Linked DNA regions of Homo sapiens: region 2 is linked to region 1. Evidence: chromatin contacts called from ENCODE Hi-C or POLR2A ChIA-PET data. All regions are on one chromosome and are shown on one strand. The core of a region is the stretch at or near the end of the contact, and the rest is flanking DNA. Distances in the headings are between cores, read along the strand shown.

What was found. A loop is a pair of places that touch in the nucleus more often than their neighbours do. ChIA-PET counts read pairs that join two places held with the same protein, here RNA polymerase II (POLR2A). Pooled maps may share reads with other maps.
Region 2: a loop to region 1 is called in a map of PC-3, with 12 times the contacts of the local background. The contact joins two enhancer-like sites. A Hi-C loop is called at or near these places in 1 of 168 maps with a recorded cell type or tissue (PC-3) and 1 of 50 pooled maps. POLR2A ChIA-PET finds 5 or more read pairs at or near these places in 3 of 52 experiments (A549, HEK293T and MCF 10A).

The regions. Positions count from the first base shown.
Region 1 is chr7:12,707,977-12,713,373 of GRCh38, reverse strand. No RefSeq gene overlaps it. Among named protein-coding and RNA genes, the nearest start is that of ARL4A, 23 kb to the right of the region's middle. Within about 2 kb of position 2,198, at least 3 of the 41 ENCODE cell types and tissues checked have a DNase peak (open chromatin) inside an H3K27ac peak, as active enhancers do.
Region 2 is chr7:12,938,461-12,943,857 of GRCh38, reverse strand. The region is part of intron 1 of LOC105375158 (a long non-coding RNA gene); the gene reads right to left. Among named protein-coding and RNA genes, the nearest start is that of ARL4A, 250 kb to the right of the region's middle. Within about 2 kb of position 2,142, at least 3 of the 41 ENCODE cell types and tissues checked have a DNase peak (open chromatin) inside an H3K27ac peak, as active enhancers do.

The sequences.
Region 1 (5,397 bases), core at 949-3,448:
TTAGGGGAACACAGAAATATCAGTCAGACACTACACAAACTGCTACTACTAAATTTGGGCCTAACTACTTAATAAACGAATGAGGTATTCCTATTTTCCTAGAGTCACCATGAAAAAATTACCAGATATTAAGGGTGGAATGAACTAGGAACATTTGAGAATCTTTGTGCTAGGAACATCTTTAATGGCTATGTGTGTACATAAGAATGGCTTTGTTGCATTGTTTTTAAATTAAATTGAAACCATATTAAAAAGAAATACTTTCAATCTGTTTTTCTTTCTTCAAAACAAATTTTACAAACTTACTCTAAGCAAATCCTCAACTAGATTTTCATATTTCAGTTTAGCATTTATATTTACTGCCATTGTGACTTGGAACATATCATATTACTTTTATGCCTCAAATTTTTATATTTTAAAAGACCTATATTTATTATGATTGCAGATATTGTAACTTAAAATATAATGATTTTAGATATTTGTTGGCAAAAATACAGAATATGTTATGTTTCTTGATCTTTGTGTTACAAAAGTTTAAATGAATAAACTAATGTACAACTTATAATTTTATTTCTGCCATGTAATATTTATACCAGTAAAGTTTAGCAAATGATAAACAAAATTTCAATAAGCTTACGAAATTGCTGAATTTCAAAATGAAAGTCTATTGTCATTTCATTTCACCTGCTGGGAGACAGACACACTAGGTTTTCCAAGGAAGATAAGAACATACTGGAAGATTGCTGTGAAAAATTTAAAAGAAAAGGTACCAACTCCATGTCCTCTGTCAGACTTTATAGTTTTAACTGTACATTACCAAACATTTAAGAGTCAACAGAATTCAATTACTTGCCAAATCCTTATACAATGTCATTAGCTAACAAATCTGAGGACAAAGGTCTCCCTAACCATGTTACAGGATGTTCCTCCAGTGGTTTCGATAGTTTGCTAATTATCTACATTACACAAGAGTCATGAGCATTACAGAGGCAAGTCTAGCCTGCTATGCTTTATTACTGCTATAATTACTGCTGTCGTTTTCTCAAGTACTTTCAGTAAATGCTTGTCAAATGACAACTTTAGCTGGAAAATTAATCATTATTTTAAAATCAATTGTTATTGTGAGCCTTAATATTTCTATCACTAAATGCAAAATAATACTTATTACCTTTTTTCCTGAGACTGTGTAATAAGGGTAGTATTATAATTTGCTGAATTTTATGCTTGATAGTATCATTGTGAAAATATTTTTCTTACTAATAACAATCCAGAACGGAAACACTCAGAAGAGTATTTTCCTTTAACAACTTTGAAAACAAATTTTCAAAAATTTTTATCTACTCACACGACATTTACCTTTTTTATCAGTTGTGAGTGAAACCAACAGGAATAAAATGAAGGCCTTAAAAGAATGAACAGGCCGGGTGCGGTGGCTCACGCCTGTAATCCCAGCACTTTGGGAAGCCGAGACGGGCAGATCACGAGGTCAGGAGATTGAGACCATCCTGGCTAACACGGTGAAACCCCATCTCTACTAAAAAATATACAAAAAAATTAGCCGGGCGTGGCGGCGGGTGCCTGTAGTCCCAGCTACTCGGGAGGCTGAGGCGGGAGCATGGCGTGAACCCGTGAGGCGGAGCTTGCAGTGAGCCGAGATCGCGCGGCTGCACTCCCGCCTGGGCCACAGAGCGAGACTCCGCCTCCAAAAAAAAAAATTAGCCGGGCGTGATGGCGGGCGCCTGTAGTCCCAGCTACTCGTGAGGCTGAGGCAGGAGAATGGCGTGAACCCGGGAGGCGGAGCTTGCAGTGAGCCGAGATCGCGCCACTGCACTCCAGCCTGGGTGACAGAGCGAGACTCTGTCTCAAAAAAAAAAAAAAAAAAAGAGAATGAACAAGGTGGTTGTGCTTGACTTGGTGACTCTCTGGTTTTAAAAGTAGCAGTGAAGAAACCATCTAGATTCAAAGTAAGTAATGATGAGTAATTCTACCTACACTAAGATAGGAGTCCAAGACGTTGACTGAGGCAGAATTTCTAGATACATAGAAACGAGCAGAAACCTAGAGACAAAGGGACTGCCAAGCTGAAGTCGTTCGTGTGGCTATTCAAACATTTTGAGTTTACATGAATTGCCTATGAACTCTGTGAACTTCTAAGCCATAAGAAAAGTGTCGGCCGGGCCGGGTGACTGACGTCTGTAATCCCAGCACTGTGGGAGGCCGAGGCAGGTGGATCACCTGCGGTCAGGAGTTCTAGACCAGCCTGGCCAACATGGCAAAAACCAGCCTCTACTAAAAATACAAAAATTAGCTGGGCGTGGTGGCTGTAATCCCAGCTACTTGGAAGGCTGAGGCAGGAGAATTGCTTGAACCCGGGAGGCAGAGGTTGCAGTGAGCCGGGATCATACCACGGTACTCCAGCCTGGGCGACAAGAGCGAAACTCTGTCTCAAAAAAAAAAAAAAAAAGAAAAGAAAAGTGTTACTGTGCTGTGTCCAAGATATAATCATAATGAGCCCTTCATGCAAACTGCATCCTGTTACAACCAGCTTTCAATAGGCCTGAAATGCTTGTCAAGATGTGACCCATTATCCATGTCCCATATCAAATATACACAGATGATTTCAGTAGTAATACTACTACTTAGTTTAAGAAGTATTTTTATATTATAAAATATATAATTGGGGTAGTGGTATGTTTTAATATTTAAATAATTGTCCATTTCTATAAGGCATAGAGAAATGTAGCTTTAGTGGATTTTGTATTACATGACTATTCCCTTTTTTATCATCTCAAAGCATATTTTTTCTTTCTAAATTGATTTTCTTTGAAAATTGAACATATCAAGTTTTAGAAGGCCAGTACTGAGAAGGCATAATGGCTTCCTGAGCTAGAATCTGAGACTCAGTTATTACAACAGAGAATCTATTTATCTCTCTGATGATTTAGGGCAGAAAACAGGTTGAGAATCAGTAGTCTGGATTTATTTATTCTATTTGCACAATGTAATACTGAACCAATTTCTCCAAGTGCCTAACTTCCTTTCTTGGAAGTTATGGAGCAATAACTTTTAATTGGAGAGTGATAAAACCAACCCACATTCCACATTGTTGAGATGCTTAACTAATAAGCATGTTTTAAAGGCACTTACACAATGGAGAGCCCTTTAACCAAAAAAATAAAAATTGATTTGCCTACTAAGTCCATTAACTGTACATAATGACACAATTTATTTGCACAAGAATTTTAGAATATTGGCAGTATTGGGTAATATAAAGATTTTGAATAGTGGCTTTAAAAGCCACCAAAAAATACAGTACTAAAAAAATTATATGGTATTAAATATAATAAAATTCCGTTCCATTGCAAAGTCAGAGGTTATATGCAAAATATGCGAAAGGCTCCCAACCTGAGGGCTGGAAAAAAACAGGGCACCAGGCCTATAAGGAATAGTTGTGTTTCCTGTTGCTCAGTAACTGTCCTGACCATGAAGAGAGATTTCACTGTGTCTAATTTTTTCTGGTCCTCTATAGGATGACTAAAGCAGAAGAAAAGAGTTAAGAAAAAGCCAGAATTCAGAAGACCAACTAGAAATTAACCTTTAGCATGTGGATCATTACTCTTAATGAAGAGAAATCATTCTGCTGCTTATGCAAAATCTATTGGTCTCTTCTGTGTTATAGTGTAGCTCAGTTTCTTCCTGAAACTCTTTGTATTCCTCTACGATAACTCTTCTACTATTATAGGAATTATTAATATTTTAACCTGTCTGCTTGTTTTATCATATCTGAACTCTGCAGACTTTGTCTCATTCACCTTTGTATGCCTAATGCTTGTTAATGTGTGAATATATAAAGACAAAATATTAGGATGTATTTTCAAGATTTTTTTTTTTTTTTGACACAGTCTTGCTGTGTTGCCAAGGCTGGAGTGCAGTGGCACGATTTCGGCTCACAGCAGCCTCTGCCTCCTGGGTTCAAGCAGTTCTCGTGGCTTACCCTCCTGAATAGCTGAGATTACAGGCGTGTGCCAACATGCCCGGCTAATTTTTGTATTTTTAGTAGAGACAGGGTTTTACCATGTTGGCCAGGCTGGTCTCGAGCTTCTGACCTCAAGTGATCCACCCGCCTTGGCCTCCCAAAGTGCTAGGATTATAGGCGTGAGCCACCATGCCCGGCCTATTTTCATGATCTTAAAAAACTAAGAATAAACTCGATTCCCAGAACCTTACTTCTATACATATAAAACATGCAAAAATCTACCTTTAAATTTTAATTTAGATTTCAAAATGTGTTATTCTCTTTCTTTCTTCCTCCTCTTTCATTCCACCCTTTACTTTGTCCTTTACTTACTATTCGTTGAAAAAGCAATTAGGTAGGAAGTCAGTCTAGCAAGCTTGGTAGATTAACTACATATGGGGGGATTGAGCAATTAATACAGTAAGATAATGGAAGCCGTCATCATCTTACTGTCAGAGAAGGAATATATGAATATGACAAGGAATAAAACTATAATAAAGTCTGTGGTGACAGGAAATAGGAATTGGAGGTGTTGGTGTGTACTCATAAATAAGTATATTTGTGTATATATAAATATATAGGTAGGTAGATACACATACACACACATGCACACATACAAATATGTGAGGGAGAGAAAAAGAGAGGAGGAAATAGAGCAATAGCAATATGCATGTATAGAAATTATTTTTCCACTGAGGAAGGCCTAGAAGGAGCAGTATCCTTTTAGCATATCAAGTACTCAGATCTTGATTTCTAAATGCCACTCTACTGAAAGAAACAGGGCTTCTTGGAGGAATGGCTGATCTCAGGACTGGGACAAGGAAAGAACAAATGAACATAAATCATCTGATTGTGCCAGGAAGTAATGAAGTGCTGAAAGAATAATGAGAACATGTCAAAAGTACACAGAAGCCAACCTGGAAAAGGGCTTACTCCTACTGGTCAAATCTATTTTTATTTATTTATTTTTATTTTTATTTTTTTTGAGCATCAAAAGAAATGATGATAGTACTGAATTATAGTACATTGAATAAAATAGGAATTCATGAGTCCTCTATGATAAAGATAAATAAATGGGGAGTTTAATACTAAATAATGTAGAAGGAGTGAAAGCATTAGAAAATCAACATTTTTCAACCAATATAGCAATAATCAGGCAAGACATAGCAATGAATGCTAAAACTAATGGGTAAAAGTAGGTGGAGGAACAGAATTTTACAGTCTCAAAATTTCTCCCCACAAAGTAATTACTCATTCCAAAATGTATAAAAACATTGTACCTTTACAATAGAGAAGCCTCACAGAAGCCACCTTATTTAAACGATCAAAGTTAACATCACTAGTAATGGGAAACATTGACACCATGTGCCACATGATAGGAT
Region 2 (5,397 bases), core at 893-3,392, 230 kb before region 1:
ACAGCACAGTAAAAAATGTGTGAAAATATTGCAAAATCACAAAGCTGTAATACAGTGTGAAATAAGAAAATTTATTTTAATTTAGGCATTTGAAGTCTAATCCTCCCTCCATTTTACCCAAGATCATCTACAACAAAAATAAACAACTGACTTGGTGTCTTAGAGCAGTCACTTTTCTACTGTCTGGATTTCCTTAGTGATAAAACAGGTATAACATCTATCATATTTATCTAGTGGAATGTCAATATCTAATGGAATGTAAGGTTCAGGAGATAGATAGATATGCTGTGTTAGTTCATTCTCACACTGCTATAAAGAAATACCCAAGACTAGATAATTTGTAAAGGAAGAAGGCTTAATTTACTCACAGCTCTGTATGGCCGGAGAGGCCTCAGGAAACTTACAATCATGGTGGAAGGAGAGGAAAAGCAAAAGCACATCTTACATGGTGGCAGATGAGAGATAAGAGAGTGTGAGGGTGCAGGAAAAACTGCCACTTATAAGACCATCAGATCTCATGAGAATTCTCTCACTATCACAAGAACAGCATGGGAAAAACCACCCCTATAATCCAATTACTTCCCCAGTTCCACATGTGGGTATTACAGGTCCCTCTTTTGACATGTGGAGATTACAATTTGAAATGATATTTAGGTGGGAACAGAGACAAACTATATATCATATACATGATATATATGACATACATATATATGGCATATATGTCAAATGTAAAACCCCAAGCCATTTTTATAAGGCTGCTTGGTATCTAGTATATAGGCACATATAGAATTCTTCACGCTATCCCCCACAAAGACAGTGGGTGGATGGGAATCTAAGGTAACCTATTTCCAGCCAAGTCCAAGATAGGGTAATAAATGTCCTGGAACTACCCAGGTGGCAGCTATTTCTGACCACTGAAGACTTGGAATACATATCTGCTTATCTGTTTTGTGGTCTTTATTCCAAGTCCAACTCTCTCGTTAAGGTCTAGGTTAATTATTGCCTGAGCCAAAACAAGCTGGCAAAGCAAAAAATCCAGCTGAAGAAATCCAAACAAGCTATTGTTGACATAGCTAACATCATGTCTGCCTTGAAATTTTTATAGGGCTTAACTACTTGCCAAGCACTTTCGCCTACAATAATTCACTTATCCTTGCACTCATCCTGTAAAGTGAGAAAAACAGATGTCACTGTCCCATCTTAAAGGTGAACACAGCAGACTCTGCATTAAGTGACTTGTGCAAGGTCAAGTTACGAGGAAGGCTAGAACTTAATTATTGTTTAAGTAAAAAGGCAGTGTTTTTTCTTACTGTGACCTACATTCTATCTAAAGGCCACCTAAATCACGAAAGAAGGAATGTACCTGTTTAAAATGCCACATTCCTTTCTAAGTTCACTTAAACTTCTACATTCCTCCATTGGAGAAGTAGTTCATTTCAAAATATTTAAAGTGGTTAAAAATAGCTTTTTTGTCAAAAACCACTTAGTGTTTATTAACAAATGGTTATTAACGTGTGTAACAGTTATAAAAGTGTGGCTGGATGCTCACTTTTAAAAGAGAGGGGTATTTTATGTTTGTATATGCTTAACCAACTAGTCTAGTACATGATATAGGCAGAGAGAAAGATTTGGATCCCAGCCAATAATTGGCACTGAATTATAAAACCCTAAGAGAACAAGAGAGTGAAAATTTCATATAAATCTGTCTGTTTTGAATCAAATTGGATAAGAACTCATATCCTAGTTGACATATTTATAAACATATTTTCTAAAATATTTAAGTATCTTGAGAAGGAGGCATGCTGTATAAAACCTGAAAACCTTTATCTGGCTCTTTTTGTCTCATTGATATTATCCATGTTCTTAAGCAGATAAAGTCATTCTGGCTTCTGGAATATCCCTACAGGAATAAACGGGGATATCTCAAGATGTCAAGATTTTGGTGGATTGTACATGAGTAGATAACTCGTATTTTCAAATCGTTCTTAGAAGAGCCCACAGGCAAATAACTCTTCGAATCGTACAAAGATATTTAAGTCAGTTTCACATAGGATGAACTGTACAGACTTGTCGAGTTCCCGGCTGAGTTTTCACGTGTCCTTCATTAAGTACATGGATCAGCCTGAAAGGAAGTCAGGTTCTGCTTGTGCAATCTAGTGTGTTTATACCTTTCTGTTTGACAAGGAGGCTTTTTGTTGTCTAACTCTGCCTGTTCACACAAGTGAAGGACAGATATAATCTCAAACTCATATACCTAGCAGAAAAAGAAAATAAAATTGAAATCTACGTATGCAGAGTTTGATTTCCTACCTTGTTTTTTTTTGTTTTTTTGTTTTGTTTTTTTTTTTTCAGGTAACTCCCAGATGTTCTCTCATTTAACAGAAATTGTAAAGGCAATTATAAATATGTCTATTCATTAAGAGCATCAACATATTTAATGATATTGGTGCATTCACCAGTTATATTTATATTGTGCTTTTCTTCAGTTTTCCAAATATTTTGAAATATTATAAAATTAATAATGTACATTAAAGAAACTTAGAAATATAGGTAGGAGAATAAATCACCCCAGTCTCATCACTCACCTGGTCATGCTGACATTTTAGAAACTTTTCAGACTTTTCTCCTATGTAAATATATCATCATTTTCATCATATCGTAGATAACCTTAACATATTTTTTAATCTTATATGCATTTCTTCCGTGTATTCATTTGTTTCCTCACTCTTTCATTTATTGCACTCAGAAATGTATATTAGGCACATAACACAGATTAGTACTCTGCTAGATGCTGGAGATTAAACAAGGAAAAATGTAGTTCTCATGTTCATGGAGAACATGCCCAGGGAAAATAAAGACTTGTGCATTAGAACTTTCCAAACAGTTTGATAAGTGCTGGAATAAAAAACTATATTATAAAAGCACGTAGGCAGAGTTCCTCCTGGTAGGGGAAAAGCATGTGTAAAGGACTAAAGACAAGAGAGGGCATGACTTCAGAAAACTGAAAATAAATTCAATATAACTGGAACATAAAGTTTAAGTTGAGGGGATACAGGCAACAGAAATGACTAGAAATGCAGCTGTGCCAGATCACTCTTATATTCATTTAGCAAATATTTACTGAGCATCTACCTAGTGCCAGGCACCTGGGATAGACTGATGAACAGAGTACAAGCACAATTTCTATCCTCACAGATCTTGCGGAAAAATGCAAATGACCAAAGCCTTCAGTGATGGCCCAGACTTAGCCAGATAACTGAGGAGTAAGGAATGAAGAGTCAGAAGGAGAAAGAAATGTTGAGAGGCTTCTAAACCATGTTAAAGAGTTAGGTTCCATCATGAGAGTTTTAGGGTTTTAAGTAAAGAAATTAAATACTCAAATTCTCATTAGAGAAAGATTTGCGATGAAGAGATTGGATCAGAAGAGCAAGACTACTGGCTTGTGAGTGATAAAGTGGTTGCATTGGTCCAGATGAAGAAAACAGACACTCAGCTAGGGCTGTGCATTGGGTTGGACCTAGCCAGATACCTAGAATAAAGATTCAATAGTACCTGTAAGTAACAGAATAGAGACAGAAAGAAGAAAATTATGAGTAATACTCACCCTAATTGAAGATAATGGCCATTTTCGTTCCAAGATGGCCAAAAAGGAACAGCTCCAGTCTATAGCTCCCAGCGTTAGCAACACAGAAGATGGGTGATTTCTGCTTTTCCAACTGAGGTACCGGGTTCATTGGACTGGTTGGACAGTGGGTGCAGCCCACAGAGTGTGAGCTGAAGCAGGGCAGGGCATCACCTCACCTGGGAAGCACAGGGAGTCAGGGAATGCCCTTTCCTAGCCAAGGGAAGCCATAACAGACAGTACCTGGAAAATTGTGACATTCCCCCCCTAATACTGCGCTTTTCCAACAGTCTTAGCAAACGGCACACCAGGAGATTATATCCCGTGCATGGCTTGGCGGGTCCCACGCCCATGGAGCCTTGGTCACTGGTAGCACAGCAGTCTGAAATCTAACTGCGAGGCGGCAGTGAGGCTGAGGGAGGGGTGTCCGCCATTGCTGAGGCTTGAGTAGGTAAACAAAGTGGCCGGGAAGGTCGAATTGGGTGGAGTCCACCGCAGCTAATGAGGCCTGCCTGCCTCTGTAGACTCCATCTCTGAGGGCAGGGCATAGCTGAACAAAAGGCAGCGGAAACTTCTGCAGACTTAAATGTCCCTGTGTGACAGCGTTGAAGAGACCAGTGGTTCTCAAAGCACGGAGTTTGAGAACTGAGAAAGGACAGACTGTCTCCTGAAGTTGGTCCCTGACCCCCGAGTAGCTTAACTGGGAAACACCTCCCAGAAGGGGCTGACTGACACCTCATACAGCCAGGTGCCCCTCTGAGACAAAGCTTCCAGGGCAAGGATCAGGGAGCAACATTTGCTGTTCTGCAGTATTTGCTGTTCTGCAGCCTCCACTGGTGATACCCAGGCAAACAGGGTCTGAAGTGGACCTCCAGCAAACTCCAACAGACGTGCAGCTAAGGGTCCTGACTGTTAGAAGGAAAACTAACAAACAGAAAGGAATAGCATCAACATCAGCAAAAAGGACATCCACACCAAAACCCCATCTGTAGGTCACCATCATCAAAGACCAAAGGTAGATAAAACCACAAAGATGGGGAGAAACCACAATAGAAAAGCTGAAAATTCTAAAAACCAGAACCCCTCTTATCCTCCAAAGGATTGCAGCTCCTCGCCAGCAACGGAACAAAGCTGGATGGAGAATGACTTTCACAAGTTGACAGAAATATGCTTCAGAAGATCAGTAATAACAAACTTCTCCAAGCTAAAGGAGGATGTTCAAACCCATCGCAAGGAAGCTGAAAACCTTGAAAGAAGATTAGAAGAATGGCTAACTGGAGTAAACAGCATACAGAAGACCTTAAATGACCTGACAGAGCTGAAAAACATGGCACGAGAACTACGTGACGCAAGCACAAGCTTCAAAAGCTGATTCGATCAAGTGGAAGAAAGGGTTTCAGTGATTGAAGATCAAATTAATGAAATGAAGTAAGAAGAGAAGTTTAGAGAAAAAAAGAGTAAAAACAAACGAACAAAGCCTCCAAGAAATACGGGACTATGTGAAAAGGCCAAATCTACGTTTGATTGGTGTAACTGAAAGTGACGGGGAGAATGGAACCAAGCTACAAAAACACTCTTCAGGATATTATCCAGGAGAACTTCCCCAACCTAGCAAGGCATGCCAACATTCAAATTTAGGAAATATAGAGAATGCCACAAAGACTCCTCGAGAAGAGCAACCCCAAGACACAAAATCGTCATATTCACCAAGGTTGAAATGATGGAAAAAATGTTAAGGGCAGCCAGAGAGAAAGGTCGGTTACCTACAAAGGGAA